Linked DNA regions of Homo sapiens: region 2 is linked to region 1. The links are chromatin loops, found by intact Hi-C in ENCODE. Cell type or tissue: chondrocyte. All regions are shown on one strand.

The links. Hi-C counts contacts between places; a loop is a spot of excess contacts. Peaks named below come from ENCODE experiments on the same cell type or tissue, not always from the same donor. Only the 100,000 strongest peaks of a DNase experiment are listed, where the experiment ranks them.
Region 2: it touches region 1 in a loop (3-fold over the local background); 30 of 110 quality-filtered maps call a loop at or near these places.

What each region holds. Positions count from the first base shown.
Region 1 is chr21:25,390,474-25,398,473 of GRCh38, reverse strand. The region is part of intron 4 of LINC00158 (long intergenic non-protein coding RNA 158); the gene reads left to right. Among named protein-coding and RNA genes, the nearest start is that of LINC00158, 37 kb to the left of the region's middle. In chondrocyte, no CTCF peak of the experiment used is centred here; no DNase peak of the experiment used is centred here.
Region 2 is chr21:24,892,632-24,900,631 of GRCh38, reverse strand. The region is part of intron 2 of LINC01692 (long intergenic non-protein coding RNA 1692); the gene reads right to left. Among named protein-coding and RNA genes, the nearest start is that of LINC01692, 56 kb to the right of the region's middle. In chondrocyte, a CTCF peak has its summit at 4,329 (motif pointing left); no DNase peak of the experiment used is centred here.

The DNA of each region.
Region 1 (8,000 bases):
AAGCCTAGATGAAATAACTGCTTCAATTAAATAGCGCCTTAAATGATAATTTGTGTTAACCCATATGCTATTTTAGTTTTTTTAGTTGAAAATAAATTTGTATGTATTTATGGTATAAAATATGATGTTTTGAAATATGTATGCATTGTAGAATGGCTAAATCAAGCTAATTAGCATACTGATAGTAAACTTTTTTTGTGGTAAGAAAATTTAAAATCCACTCTCTTTGCTATTTTCAAGTATTCAGTACATTGTTTTTAACTAGTCATCATGCTGTACAGTAGATCTCTTGAACGTATTCCCTCTATGTAACTGAAATATTGTATCCTTTGCCCGATTCTCCCCTCTGCCCTCAACCCTGGGTAACCATCATTCTAATCTCTGCTTCCATAAGTTCGACTTTTTTAGTTCTACATTTCAGTGAGATCATGCAGTGTCTGTCTTTCTGTGCCTGGCCATATGCCTTTTCATCTATGTTGTGAGTGGCTCTCACCAAATCAACAGCGACAAATTTAAACTAGGGAAATAGATTGCCAAAAATTACATTTGCTTTAAGTTTAAATGGGCAATGAACCATACCTAAATAAATAAATTAAAAAAAATCTTTTACACCAAGGGTGGCTACAAATATACCTAGAATAGTCAGCTCTAACACACATGGTGTTACTCAGAGTGATGTAATACCCCTTTGCTGCCTAATACATTCTTGTTGTCTTTTGACCTGTTAAGAATAAACAGTATATGGCACTCACTTGTGCTGAGCACTGTTTCCCACCTCTCATGTACCTTGACGCCTGGGGATAAACCCTATATTCGCATATCGCGCCTTCCATACCCACCTGTACCCTACATGCGCCAGGTAGAAGTGTTTCCATTCTCCCCTCTCCAATGGACTCTTTTCCCTGGTTTGGTAGCTACCTTTCCAAATCCCATCAGAAGATACATGTTTTATTCTGGCAAAACATATATTCTAGAACAAGTCTTCAAATCTCATTAAAGGCCACTCTTTACCCCTTATGCCTTAGTCCAGTTAATACCTTCATTAATGATTTTTTAAAAATTCAATGATTAGAAACCTTTTATCCTTCTTCCAAGGGAAGACTTTAGGACTTAACCATTAGACTTCCCTCATAAATATCTCATTCCCTATGAGGCAGGCATCTAAAAGCTTATAGCTAGTTGGATTTTAATTTGAAGGTTAAATTACAAACAGATCATTCTCCCTGAAATTAGTTAAGACTCTGTTTGTATAGAATAAAAAATTAATTCCGTAAAATCAGATATTAGATTGCAATGCTTTTTAGAATATTTTATACAATTATAAGATGATTATACATCTTAAATTCAGAAACAAAAGAAATGATTTTTAAAAAATGGAATATATTCTAAGACTATTAAAAGATTACATTGCAAAATCAATCAGAAATTTCAAATATACATAAAAACAAAGATGGCTTTCAAATATCTTTCACTGGAGATTTTAAAGTAAAATAATTCTCTGAAGGAGATATATATATATTATGGAATCAATTCATTCCAAGTTTCTAAAATTTTAAAAATCCATTTAATCTCTATCTCTTCTGTGTTATAATGTAGAATGTATTCATATTCAGATTATCTCTTTAAGTGGCCTACTTGATTTAAAGGAGAAAAATATAACCTAGGCATTGCGTTGACTGAAAAGATATGGCATTTTAAATGGCATCAAGATTGCAATTTCTACAACATTTATGATTTTCCTTTTGATTTTACAGCAGCAATACTGTAAAAGGTTTAATTTATTTCTCAGATTAGCTCTTTGGAACTGAGAGATGAGATGAGGCCTGGAAAACTTCCCCCAGTACAGTCAAGTTCCTGTTGACTAATTCTGTGACCACCAGTGACAGTCTTTGAGTCCGTGAGGCAGAGTTGCGGCAGCACAGGCTTTGCTTGGAGTTGGATGGTTCGCACCCTGCTTGGCATGGTTTCTAAGAGACATCCTCTGAGTGGATGAGGGGAGAATCCAGCAGGCCTCTAGTCACACTGGTACGAATAATTTTGATGGTGGGAGATGGTGGTGTGAGTGGAGGGTCTGTGGGTGTGATGAACACCTGAATGACTCATGGGGAGAGGGATGTTAACAGGACAGATGCCACTTGCTGTAATTTTCATATGATGTGTTTGGAAAGCCCCCTGCATGGAGGAAAGATAGATCGAGGTCCCTTTCAAAAGTGCTCCAGATGAAGAGGCATTTCCACTTTCAGAAACCCTGAGAATCCCCGAAAGAACCTCTAACTAGTCATTGTACTGGAGGCCGCTCCTCTATTCCGAATACTGCTGTTCACTGTCCCTCTCAGCAAACTGTACTGCTCCTATTGCAACCTGAGTTTAGGAAGACTTAAAGCTATGTCAACTGTTTATTTCTCTCCTTGGAGAAGTACCTGTGTCAGCTACCCAAGGTTAACGTCTCCACCAGGTTCATTATTTTATATTTTAAATATATTTTAAGATCAAAAGTGTTTGAAGGACTTGCTTTTTTCCCCATGATAAAGGTAATAACTCCTCTCTATAAGAAATTTGGAAAAGTAGGCTGGGCGCGGTGGCTTATGCCTGTAACCCCAGCACTTTGGGAGGCTGAGGAGGGCGGTTCACTTGAGGTGAGGAGTTTGAGACCAGCCTGGCCAACATGGTGAAACTCTGTCTCTACTAAAAATACAAAAATTAGCTGGGCGTGGTGGCAGTTGCCTGTAATCCCAGCTACTCTGGAGACTGAGGCAGGAGAATCGCTTGAATCCGGGAGGTGGAGGCTGCAGTGAGCCAAAATTGCACCACTGCACTCCAGCCTGGGAGACAGAGTAAGACTCCATTAAAAAAAAAAGAAAGAAAGAAATTTGGAAATAAAATTATTTATAATTCCAGTCAATCAAAATAAACCATTGTTAATTTTTAATTTTTTAGATCCAAACTTTCTCATTTCACACTCTTTGCCCCATAAACACTTGTCTCACCCCTTTTGGTGTTGGGTTTTTATTGTATAATTATAACTTCCTTAAGAGTTATACATGCTTACTCTTGATAACAGGTAAATGAAGACAAGTACATAGAAGCAGAAAAAATACAACCAATGTTAACATTTTGGTGTATTTCCCTAATAATGGTTAAAGAAAAAAAACTCAATGACACTTTAAAGTACTACCATACTTCAAATAAACAGGCAGTTTATCCAGGACCATTATAATATGGGGACCATTGCAGCGGGATTTTTCCGTGGGGAGAAAGATTGGGCTTAATTCCAAATACAGTATTGGCAAGAGGGAATTTATAGCCAAGGTGCAAGGCGGGAGTCATGCATGAAAAATTGCTAAGAAATAACACCAGGAGTAAGCAGGATTCTGGCCAAACTGAACTAATTAGATTCTTGCTGAGGATAGACCAGGATGATCAGATATCATCTGGGGGATGGTGGAGGGTTAGGAACCTGATCAGATATCAAGGATGGAGGGTTCTTGCTAAAGTTAGCAGGGTTCTTCTAAAACCGTGTTTTATAAGAAAGTGCACAGATAGGCCTCGGAGAACATTCACAAGCTGGACCAAAGTTTGGTCAAGCACAGAATCTTTGTCACAATCATAATTCATAAAAAGTTTCCTTTTTAATCAAAAACTTTTAATAAATGTCACTTATGGAAGCTGAATGAGATAGAACATTTTGAGGATCCATCCAAACTATTTTTCTTTTTTCTTTTTAACATCGACACACAATAACTGTACATGTTTGTGGGGTACATATTGATATTTTGATACATATAATATATGGTGCTTAGATCAGGGTAATTAGCATATCTGTCATCAAGCATTTATCATTGCTTCATATTGGGAACATTCAATATCCTTCTTTTAGTTATTTGAAACTCTACTGTTAATTATTATTCAATATAATCATCCTACAGTAGTGTAGAGCACTAGAACCTATTCCTCCTATCTAGCTTTTTAATTTTGTATCCTTTAACTTTTTAAAAACAATGTCCCCTACTTTGGGAGGCCGAGGCAGGTGGATCACCTGAGATCAGGAGTTCGAGACCAGCCTAGCCAACAAATAATAATAAAAAAAAAATTAGCCAGGCATGGTGGCGTGAGCTGTAATCACTGCTACTTGGGAGGCTGAGGCAGGAGAACTGCTTGAACCCAGGAGGTGGAGGTTGCAGTGAGCCAAGATTGCGCCATTGCACTCTAGCCTGGGTAACAGAGCAAGACTCGGTCTCAAAAAAAAAAACAAAAGGCCCCAAAGTGTTTCCAGTGTATTATTTTCTGAGGAAACAAAGCACATGGATCATCTTGGAGGAACCTGCATCCCAGAGTGGCTTCTGCATAATCCTGCTTCCCCTCCCTTCCCTTCATAGGCTGTGACCTCAAACCCCACCTCCCTGTTTCTTCCAGAGAGCCCTACCTGTCACACTCTAATGAACACCTGAAAAACCTTTGTTTCATGTTGATTTTTCCTCCAAATTCCTGCAAATATAGATTTCCCCCAAATGTACAAAGATTTACAGAAAGAAATGGTAATTTGTGTTTTTTTATTTATATATTTCCATTTTATTTTTGTTTTCATTACACTCTCTGCCTTATCTGTAGTTCATTAGCAATATTCCAAAACACAAAAAATAATAATTTTTCACATATGAGTATTGAACTACTAAGGGCAAGGCACATACCAGATGCATTTTCTGCTGTTGCTAAGCAATAAGACTGAATGAGTGAGTTGTATTTATGTTATCTATTAGCAAACGTTGAAAATTCCAGATTCCCCTCTGGAGTCCAGATTTGACTTCAGAATCTAGAGAACCTCATCATTGCATCATACAGCACACACAGAATAAGATGAGGGCAACAAAGATCCCATCTTCCAGCTGTTTTGGAAGAATCACAGGTGCAAAGAATTTCAAATTATAATCCTTCAGCTTAAAAGCTTTTGTTTAATTTTTCCAAATAACTGCATTTTCCCTAGATTTATTAACAAAAATTTACAGAAAAAGTGGTGTTAGTAGCTTTTCACTAACCATGATTAATGCAAGCAAAATAATTTAATATTTTAATTACACTTGGAAAAGTAATGATTAATTGATCTAATTTTCTACACGATTAATAAAGCATTGCATCTACTATATTAACGTGATTTGAGATGTGTTTTTCCCTCCTTTTTCTCTCTACCTCTTTCTTTCCTTCCTTCTCTCCTTCCTCCCTTTCTTCTTTCTTACTTTTCTTCTCTCCTTTTTTTAACCTCATTTTATCCCTCTCTCCTTCCTTTCTCTTCTTGCTTCTTATTTCCCTTCTGTCCTCCTACCTTCTCTCCCTCCCATCTTCTCTTCTGCCTTTTTCCTCTCCTTCCCTTCCTTTTCCCCTCAATTTCTTCCTTTTTTATTTTGTTGTTTAGTTTTTTGAAAAGGACCTTTAAGTCATAATATTAATGTGTGCTATAAGAGAGATTTCTTACATTATTGAGAAGAGCTTGGACATTCTAAATTACCATTTCATCTATCATATTTAGCCCAGATTCAAATAAGTGTATTTCTTTTGAATAAATTTGTTTTAAAATAAGTGCATTCCAGGCTGTGCACAGTGGCTCACACCTGTAATCCCAGCCCTTTGGGAGGCCAAGGTGGGTGGATCATTTGAGGTCAGGAGTTCTAGACTAGCCTGGCCAACATGGTGAAACCCCGTCTCTACTAAAAATACAAAAACTAGCCGGGAGTGGTGGCATGCACCTGTAGTCCCAGCTACTTGGGAGGCTGAAGCAGAATAGCTTGAACTTGGAAGGTGGAGGCTGCAGTGAGCCGAGATCACGCCGTTGCACTCCAGCCTGGGTGACAGACCAAAACTCCGTCTCAAAAAATAAATAAATAAATAAATAAATAAATAAATGAGATAATATCATTTGTTGAGGCTGTAGTCCAAAGTCCAACTTCCAGAAATCTGTTATCAAATCTGGAAAAGGTAGAGACTTGGAGGAATCACCAGACTCTGGAGGGAAGCAATCTCTACTCAGACACAGAGAATGTTCCCCTAAAATGCCTCCCCAATTCTGGTAACCTGAGGATACCAGAAAATATCTTGTGCAAATGAGAACCAATCTGTTTGGCATGGGTGCAAGCACAGGAGAGGAAGGCCAAGTTTGCCCCAGGTACCTGAACAGGGAAATACTGAGGGTTCCTGAAAACAACAAAACAAAACAACTCAGCCATCCTCTCCTCAGAGCACTGAGATCTACAAACCAAGGACCCCAGTGGTGTGTCAGACATGACCTCTTCAATGGCTGAGACATCCCTTGGTACAGTCTGGCTTGCAGCACTAGTCAGAGTTCATCTTCCTGCTGCCCTGGTTTTGATTCTGTTTTCTAATCTTTTCGGCCTAGCTGAATCTATTATGGGTATTCATGTGTGATTATGCTATAGCTGCTCTTTTGCTAATAGCAGACTGGCCCTGTTGATCCCTGGCAGAGTCTCTTGCTCTCGTAGCTAAAGCACTCCAAGAAATATGCACATAATTCTAAGTCAGTGGCAGTGGGAAGGGAGAAGTAGGTTTGCATTAGAGAGATCAGGAAAGTTGAGTGATCAGGATTTGGTAATAAATTGGGTGTGGCCGTTACAGAAGAGAGAAGAGGCAGAGCTGAGCCTGGGTCATGGTGTTTAAACTCTTGTTTAAAGCTAAAGATACATTTTTGCCAGAAAAATCCAGGTATGGACATTTTGCCTACAATATCAGGAGGCTCACAGAAGCTTTAGCCATATGTTAGAAACCACTCTGTAGAGGAAAATCCTAGAGGTTGGATAGGATGACCTGAAAGATTCCTTCTGCTTCCTCAATATTTCAATAGTTATAGAACCCAAATATCGGTATATTTTTGGGCCTACTGGTAGCTACAAGGAAGTCAGGAAGGGGAGCTGGTGCTTTTGTGAGGCACTAGGAAATGTAGGAGGGAAATGTATTTTGTTTTAGACCTGGAGGTTGAAGTGCTGGGAGGGCATTCTTGGGTAGATGTTGAGTGGGTTACCAAAGGCATACTTTGAGAAAGTGTTTAGAGCATTAGATCTGCACTGTTGAATATGGTAGCCATTGGGCACATGTGGCCATTGAAGACTGTGGCTAACAAAATGTGGCTAATCCTAACTGGGATATACTGTAAGTGTAATGTACATCCATTTCCAAGACAGTTAAAAAATGTAAAATATGTCAATTTAAGAATATTAGCTACATGTTGAAATCATAATATTTTGAATATATTCAGTTAAATAAAATATATGATTAAAATAAGTTCATCAGCTTCTCCTTACTTTTTAAATGTGGCTACTGGAAAATTTAAAAATGTGTAGTTTTTGTTTGCAGCTGACGTATTTCTGTTGGGTAGCACTGCTCAAGGTGGTGTTTGGAGGTATTATCAGGGACAACTTGGGAACATTTGAGCTCTCTGGGAAGAGGATATCCAGAGAGAAAAGCAGAAGGTTGAAAATGTACTTGTGGAGCATGTCTACATTCATAGGTCTAGAATGAAGAGGAGGAGACTGGAAAGGAGCTGTGGGATAAGGCCAGAGAAGGGGAAGTAGATGACATCACAGGAATGTGGTGAAGAAGGGGCATTAGGAAAGAAATGGATAGTGATTAGGATTATGCAAAGTAATTTGGCCTTTGTTCTATTGCTATTGGAGAGCATATGGAGGTTTTTTTCCCAGAAAGTAAAATGATCAAATTTAAATTTTAAGAAGATGATTTTGGCAAGGAAATAATGAACCAATTGGATTGACAGAGAAGCTGAAGGTCAGGTGGATAGCTAGAAAGTCAGGGAATAATAACAACCAAAAAGCCCTTAGGCATCTAGAAAGCTGAGCAGAAAAGAATTGTTTTGACTTTGAGAAAGAACTTTTTATTTTATTTTCTTGCCTTGAAAAATGAGGTGTTTTTGAACAGTGTGATTTTGGTAATTTAAAGCCTGTGTCTCTGTTTATAGAATCCAGGAAAATGGGTTGCCATAA
Region 2 (8,000 bases), 500 kb after region 1:
ACATGAAATCTAAAAATAATAAAGGCTTTATCTGTTAATATATTATTAATAAATTTAAGATAGTCTGCATATGATGCAGTGAAAAAGGGGCTTTACATTCCCCATATTCTGCTTCTAAAATTTCTTCTTCACTTTTCTTTTTCAATATTGTAAGTATAAGCTTCTCAGGCCTGCTGTTTTCTTCTGATGCCAAATGCTGAAATCACAGTACTTAGAAACTTAAGAATTCTGCCTGTGAAACAATCTCAGAAAAATAATGTGGGGAAATTATGAGAGTTCATATATCAGTGTGTTTTAAAGAGCACTTGGTATTCTCAAATTTTGGTGGTGTATTCTTGTTACTTTATATTTTGCTGATTATCAGTCAGTAAAAATCTTTTCCCCACTAGAGTTAGAAACAACCAATGTGCAGACAGAAGAATAATTTACTGTAGAATGTGTAAATAATCATTATTTAGAAAGTATTCTAAAAACAAATTATGGAGCAGAAATTATTCTAAAAACAAATTATGGAGCAGAAATAATTTATCTTCAAGATAATAAGAATATCACATTTTTCTAATTTTATTATGCTTATCTAATTTTATTTTCTAATTTAAGTGTTTGAGAAGTTTGTTTATTTGGTTTGTTGTTAAGATTTGGTGTTTCTGTTCTCCAAGAAAAAAATTTAAAACTTCATAGTGACATTAAATAATCCATAAACAGATCCCCATTAATAGTTGCTTCTTTATAAAATTGCTCATCGAGGAAAACAGCTACTTATTTAAATTAGATTTACAGAACTCAAACATAAGTAATCCATAGAAACGGTCTGTTAATCTGCAAATTTGCAGAAACCATTTCTAGAACATTATCAGTGACTCAGATATGTACAGTTCCAAAATCAAGTAAACTTCAAGGCAATTAAGTAAAACTCTTTTTATCTAACAGCTGTACAATGAGCTGCTATGGTTATTGAGACAGTCTGATTAAAGCAATATTAGAGCATATTTTAAAAATCACACTGAGAGTAATTCAATGTGGTTTAGTAGGCACTTCTATATTTTGTAGTGACCAAGGGATAGATAAATGAGTGAATGACATGCAGCAAAGTAGACACAAAAAGGTAGAAGATTACATTTGTGATGTATTTACATGGCAAATGAAATCTCTTTTACCATCTGATATGGTTTGGCTGTGTCCACACCCCAAATTTCATCTTGAATTGCCATCTAAACTGTAGTCTCCACCTGTCTCGGGAGGGACCTGTGGGGGATGTTTGGATCATGGAGGTGGTTTCCCCCCATGCTGTTCTTGTGAGAGTGAGTGAGTTCTCATGAGATCTGATGGTTTCATCAGCAGTGGTTTCCTCTTTCTGTCTCTCTGTCTGTCTCTCTGTCTGTCTGTCTCTCTGTCTGTCTCTCTCTCTCTCTTTCCGTCTCTCTCTCTCTCTCTCTCTCACCTGCCACCCTGTAATATGTGCCTGCTTCACCTTCTGCCATGATTGTAAGTTTCCTGAGGCCTCCCCATCCATGTGAAACTGTGAGTTAATTAAACCTTTTTTCTTTATAAATTACCCAGTTTCAGGCAGCTCTGTGTAAAAACAGACTAATACACCATCTTAATGTCAACTGATTTTTCTGAAAATTTTAAAATAGAATATAGTGGAGATGGTGATTTTCCTGCTACTTAAGAAATGGTTTTATGAACTTGAATTTTGCACATGCCTTTTTAATGGAAGAAGCTATAGAGTACAATAATATTTGTGATGTAAATTCTCTGAGCAAAATCCATTTTGAGTATCTATCTAATAATAAGAAAACATTTACAAGTATACATATAAACACACATATGCATACATGTATTATGTATATGTACATGTAATATACTGAGGTCAACTACATGAAGGTCATTAAGTGTTTTATATATAACATGTACTTAATTATCAAAACTCTATTCATTTAATAATAATATTTTACAAACAAATATGAGGCTTAGGGGAACCAGCTGAATTTCTGAAAATTACACCCCTATAAGTGGGAAAGACAGAACGAACACATAGTTTATCTAACTCAGAGGATGAGCTCTTAATGCTATAGCATTCCTCCTCTTTCCTAGGCTCTGTCAAATCACTTCCATAGAATTTTATTTGTTTAAGATCTGTCCGCAAACACAAAAAAAGACTAGCAGTTCTTCACTTAATTACAGATTTTTAGTAATCATAACACATTAAGGTTGACAGATGCAGACATGTTAGCCAGCTCTTCCTCATTCTTATAAATTATGAATTAAAGCAGCAATGCTATCAGATGCATGGCTTCGATAGCACTGTTAGAATTATATGATGTCAGTTTTATTTTAATCAAACTTTCAACCAAAGTCTTAATATTTCCATTGCACATTTGTACAATGGACTTCATTTGCTTTTATAAGTTTTTGAGTTAAGTTACATCACTGGAATCCAAAGAATACAGAGTGGTAGAAATCATCTTTTGCTTCATCTAACTTCATCTACCTCCACAGAGAAGAGGAAACAAAAATTCAGAGCTCAATAATTTACCATGTCAATAAATAACTAAACTTCTCTGCTAAGAATGTAAGTCTGTGGAAATAACCCTGGACTTTAGAAACCACTGTTCCAGATGCATAATGTTTTTTAGAAATACCTTACTCGAATATTAAAACTAAGCACTGTCTTTCAGCCTAGAATTCTAGGAATGGATAATTAGCAATGAAACCAAATTTTTAATTACATGTTTTGTTTTATAATGTTAGCTGATACTCACATTTAGGAAGGAACCCAAAGAAATATAGCCAGTATTTAGGAGGGAACTCAAAGAAAATTAAAAATATTTTAAATATATCGAACTTTATTTATGCATTGTGTTTAGAGTTTGCACTTTAAGATTTTCTTATCCTGCTATTTGTTTTTTAAGCCAAAGATTTCTTGTGCCAGACTGATGGAAACTGTGGTAAGAAAAAACTGGGGTAAAAAAATTGAAAAAGTTTTGAATCAAGAGGCTTTTCCTTAGAGCAGAAGCATTCCTGATTCACAGGTGATGCTAATGCTTTCTGATCACCCATAATTTGATCTTTCTAAAGGTCCTATGATTACAGGTTTTTCTGTGATAAATTCAATCTCAGATTACTCATATATCAAATTAGAAACGCCAGATGCATCTTCTCTTTTGGACAAACTCTTGATGTATAATTGCCTTTCCAATAATGCATGTCTCCTTATATCAGTCTTTATATTCTGCGAAAAAAAATCAGCCCTTGTTTGTATGTTCTAATTATCTGGTTTGGCAAGAAATTCAAACTGAAGCAATCTTTGCCTTTGCACAATAAATTTATTGCTTTGTTAAGGAAAACATTATTTTTTCTTTTACTTATATAATAAAGCACAATAAACAAATCTGAAGTCATACTATACTATATATCTATTTAAACGGAATTGTATTTTGTATTACAACTGCTCTTAAAATAATAAATTAGAAAAATAAAATGCATTCCAAGCACAGATTTCAGGGTCAAGTTGCTTTTCTAATGGTAATAAGTTGTATATATGTAGCAGCTTCTTTCTAAGACTCTCAAAGGGCTTTATCATGCTAAGGTTGAAATTCAATTTATGTAATTTCAAATCAAATATAATTATCTCTACATTTGAGATGAGAAGATTGCTTTGTTTTATAGTACTTTAATGAATAATTGTAGCTTTGTTTATAGCTTCAACTTCTGGATTGCTTTTAAAGCTCAACAATTATATTTAAAAGTCCAGACTCTATTTTTTAACTTCTATTAACTTCATCTAATTCACTAAAGACTTTGTTCCCCTTTCCCTGAATGCCTGTCATTAATCACTTTGAATTCCACCTCTGCAGAGCTTAACTATCTAACACTCTACTGCCTCAGTCTGTCTTGTTATCATTTATCTTTCCTTCCCCTCCAAGTTACCTATCTATCCACTGCCATGGACACTGTTAAGGTTTGAATGTTGGTGTGCCCCACAGATTCTTATGTTGAAATGTAATAGCCATTGTGACAGTGTTAAGAGGTGGAGGCTTTAGGAGGTGATGAGGGCATGACTGGAATTAGTGGTCTTGTAAAAGATGCTTGAGAAACCCTGTTTGTCCCTTCCACCGTGTGAGGATGCAGCAAGATGGTGCCAACTGTGAAGGAGAGAGCAAGCCCTCAACAGACACTGTGTCTGCTGGCAACTTGATCTTACACTTTCCAGCCACCAGAATGTGAACAATACATTTCTGCTGTTTACAAATGACCCAGTCTAAGGCATTTTGTTACAGCAGCTCAAATGGACTAAGACAGCCCCCTGCTGGATGTATCATCTTCAGATTTTGGGCTACCTTTGGAATTTTATTTCTAGAAGTTTGTTTCCCAACTGCAACCTCTTATCTTCCATAATACTTGCTTAAAAATCTCAATATCTCAATTATTTAATTTCATTGTAAGTTTTAGGCCATTATTCTCATGCTATTTTCATGATGATTTAGTATCTTTTGGCATTCCTTTTTTCTTTTGTCTAACCTAGATTCCATTACGCAACATTATAATTCCTGTTGTAAATACCCTTGGCCACTATATATTACAATCACTATTACTATCACAGTTGTTCTCCCTGAGTCCTCACAAATTTCATCTCCACTCCCCTAGTGAAAGCCACCATCAGCTCTGTTATCTTACTGTTACAGCCACGGAAAGGGTCTTCCCACTTTTTATATAACTCTGCAATATCAACACAGCAAACTGAATGACTTTTCAAAAATATAAATTGCACAATTTATCTTTTATGTTTATGAAGGGCCAACGTTTGCTTATTACTTGAAATAAAATATGAATTCATGTCTGTCTTCGATATCATCCAATGTGATATACTCTGAAGCTAAACTGAACTTCTCTTAATTTCTTCACATTAACCAAGGGCTACCACACTTTTCTGGACTGCTCTTCCCCCTGTGGTTCCTATAACTATCTTTTTCTTGATTTTTTTTCTTTTTGAGATGGAGTTTTGCTCTTGCCCCCAGGGCTGGAGTGCAATGGTGCCATCTCCGCTCACTGAAACTTCCGCTTCCTGGGTTTAAGCAATTCTCCCGCCTCAGCCTCCTGAGTAGCTGGGATTACAGGTGCTCACCACCAAGCCCAGCTAATTTTTGCATTTTTAGTAGAGATGAGGTTTCGTTTTGTTGGTTAGGCTGGTCTCAAACTCCTGATCTCATGTGATCCACCTGCCTCAGCCTCCCAAAGTGCTGGTATTATAGGTGTGAGCCACTGCACCTGGCCATTCTTCTTGATTTTTAAATCTCCCATTCAATATTGCTTCCACAGAAAAGCCAGTTCCAGTCACCTTTCTAAAGTAAACATGTGCACATTACCCACTATTTGTTTTCTCTGTTTATTTGAATTTTCTATTCATTTGTTTTCTTTCATAACATATAAAACAAACAGTAAACATAAACTAATAAACTGGGATAATGTGTACTTCTGTCATCTTCATATTCCCCATGCCCAGCATATTGCCTGGTAAAAAGAAACATCCAAAAATATTTGTTTACTAAACGTCACTAAAGCAATTTTAGGATGGCTTAGAAATTCTAAGCTGTTGGGTTCATGCTATGATCATGTAGCATTTAAGACCAAATCTTACCTCATGGGGTCAAAATAAAAAAAGTATAATAAATTTCCTACCCTTTATTTACCTAGAATAACCAATACCATGTTTTCCTGCACTGTGATCCATGATAATATTTTCGCCTGGAGTATCAAATCAATTGTGTCAGAGTATTATTAATACTTTAATTTGATCTGCTTATGTCCTCATGAGATGAGCTATTAAAGTCTGTAATCAGTCCCAAATAAATTTGCTTCTGCATGGTTTACATGGACTGCAAAACAGTATTTATTAAAATAAATATTCACTGTTTATACATATTCAAAACATACAGTCACATTTAGGTTATGGAAAATAATTGTTAAAATTATAGATTTTCAAATTTTTACCTAAAATATAAATGAATATTATATTTTTCCACTTTTATAAAATTGAGAGTAGAAAATCTAACTGTGCTATCAGTAGTAATTAAAAAAAAGAGGCATAAGAATTTAGCATTGTCATCAAAATAGGTAATTCTAGAATTACATAAATAATATGTAAGCATATTATACTGCATGCTCATTAGCCCTAACATGATAAACAGCTTAAAATAAAAAATAAAAAAAGAAGTGGTGTTGGAAACATAAAAAATAAGTACTTGAAATTCTTGTTATCTTAATAAGTTTAATATTTCTTAAATTTACGTATGTGCCATGCACTTGTACAAAATATGAATACTAAAAACACTTTTTTAAAAAATACTAAATCAATACATTTTAGTTAGGAAATTTAAAATATATATATTAAGAAATAAAAGAATGTTGATGATTAAGTTGCTCAGATTATTTTAATTATAATTTAACTGTGGAATAATCTAATATTTGACTGATTTTTCTGGTTAAGAGAGTGAATTGAGGCCAGGCACAGTGGCTCATGCCTGTAATCATAACTTTGGGAGGCCGAGGTGGGTGGATCACCTGAGGCTGGAAGTTCGAGACCAGCCTGGCCAACATGGTGAAGTTCTGTCTCTACTAAAAATACAAAAAATTAGCTGGCTTTGGTGGTGGGCACCTGTAATCCTAGCTATTTGGAAGGCTGAGGCAGGAGAATTATTTGAACCTGGGAAGCAAAAGTTGCAGTGAGCTGAGATCATGCCACTGTGCTCCAGCCTGGGCAGCAGAGCAAGACTCCATCTCAAATTAAAATAAATAATTCTATTATAAAGACACATGCACACATATGTTTACTGTGGCACTGTTCACAATATCAAAGACTTGATAACAACCCAAATGCCCATCAGTGATAGACTGGATAAAGAAAATGTGGCACATATACACCATGGAATACTATGCAGCCATAAAAAAGGATGAGTTCATGTCCTTTGCAGGGACATGGATGAAGCTGGAAACCATCATTCTCAGCGAACTAACACAAGAACAGAAAACCAAACACCATGTGTTCTCATTCAAAAGTGGGAGTTGAACAATTAGAACACATGGACACAGGGAGGGGAACATCAACACCAGGGCTTGTTAGTGGGTGGGGGGCTGGGGAGGGATAGCATTAGGAGAAATACCTAATGTAGATGATGGGTTGATGGGTGCCGCAAACCACCATGGCACATGTATACCTATGTAATAAACCTGCACGTTCTGCACTTGTACCCCAGAGCTTAAAGTAAAATAAAAAATAAATAAAAATATAATAAAATAATATTAAAAAAAGAGTGAATTGAAAGGACTAAATTTGCAGACTCAGAATGAACACAAACAATGGAACATTGCATTAGTCTATTATAACAGATTAGCAGTGTAGCTTAAAGTGCTTAAACTGCTCAGGAAGTTTAAGCTGCATTTAATGCAATATAATGAAGGCTATAGCACATTCAAAAGTTGGATTACATTGACTGACAACCATTAATGGTTGTTTGAATTGACTAGTCAATGTAATCCAACTTTTGAATATACTATAGCCTTCATTATATTTAAATATATAGAATACTCTTTTAGCATTATGCCAAAATAGAAGTTATGGGAGATGTGGAAGATATGAAGGGGCTTAAACTTTTCTCAACAATAAACGTCAGCCAGTGAGGAGGCTCGATGTCTTCACTTTAGTCTCTTCTAGTCTTGTTTTCATAAGAAATTCATAAATTCTCCTATTTATGTAATAAATAGGGTTAGGAAAGTTTAAAAAATAAAATAAAATGCCTCCCCTACCTTTGAAAAATAAAACAGTTGACTGTCTTATTATTTTTCCTATGTATTTTTGATTGAAACATATCTGCTACTAAGTAATGCAAAAAATTTTTAGTGTTTTGAAATAACAAACCAAGGCACAAGTGTGAGAATTCAGTTAGAGAGATCTCTTTATTAACAGGGGATTTACAAATCTACAACTTGCCATAGTGCCT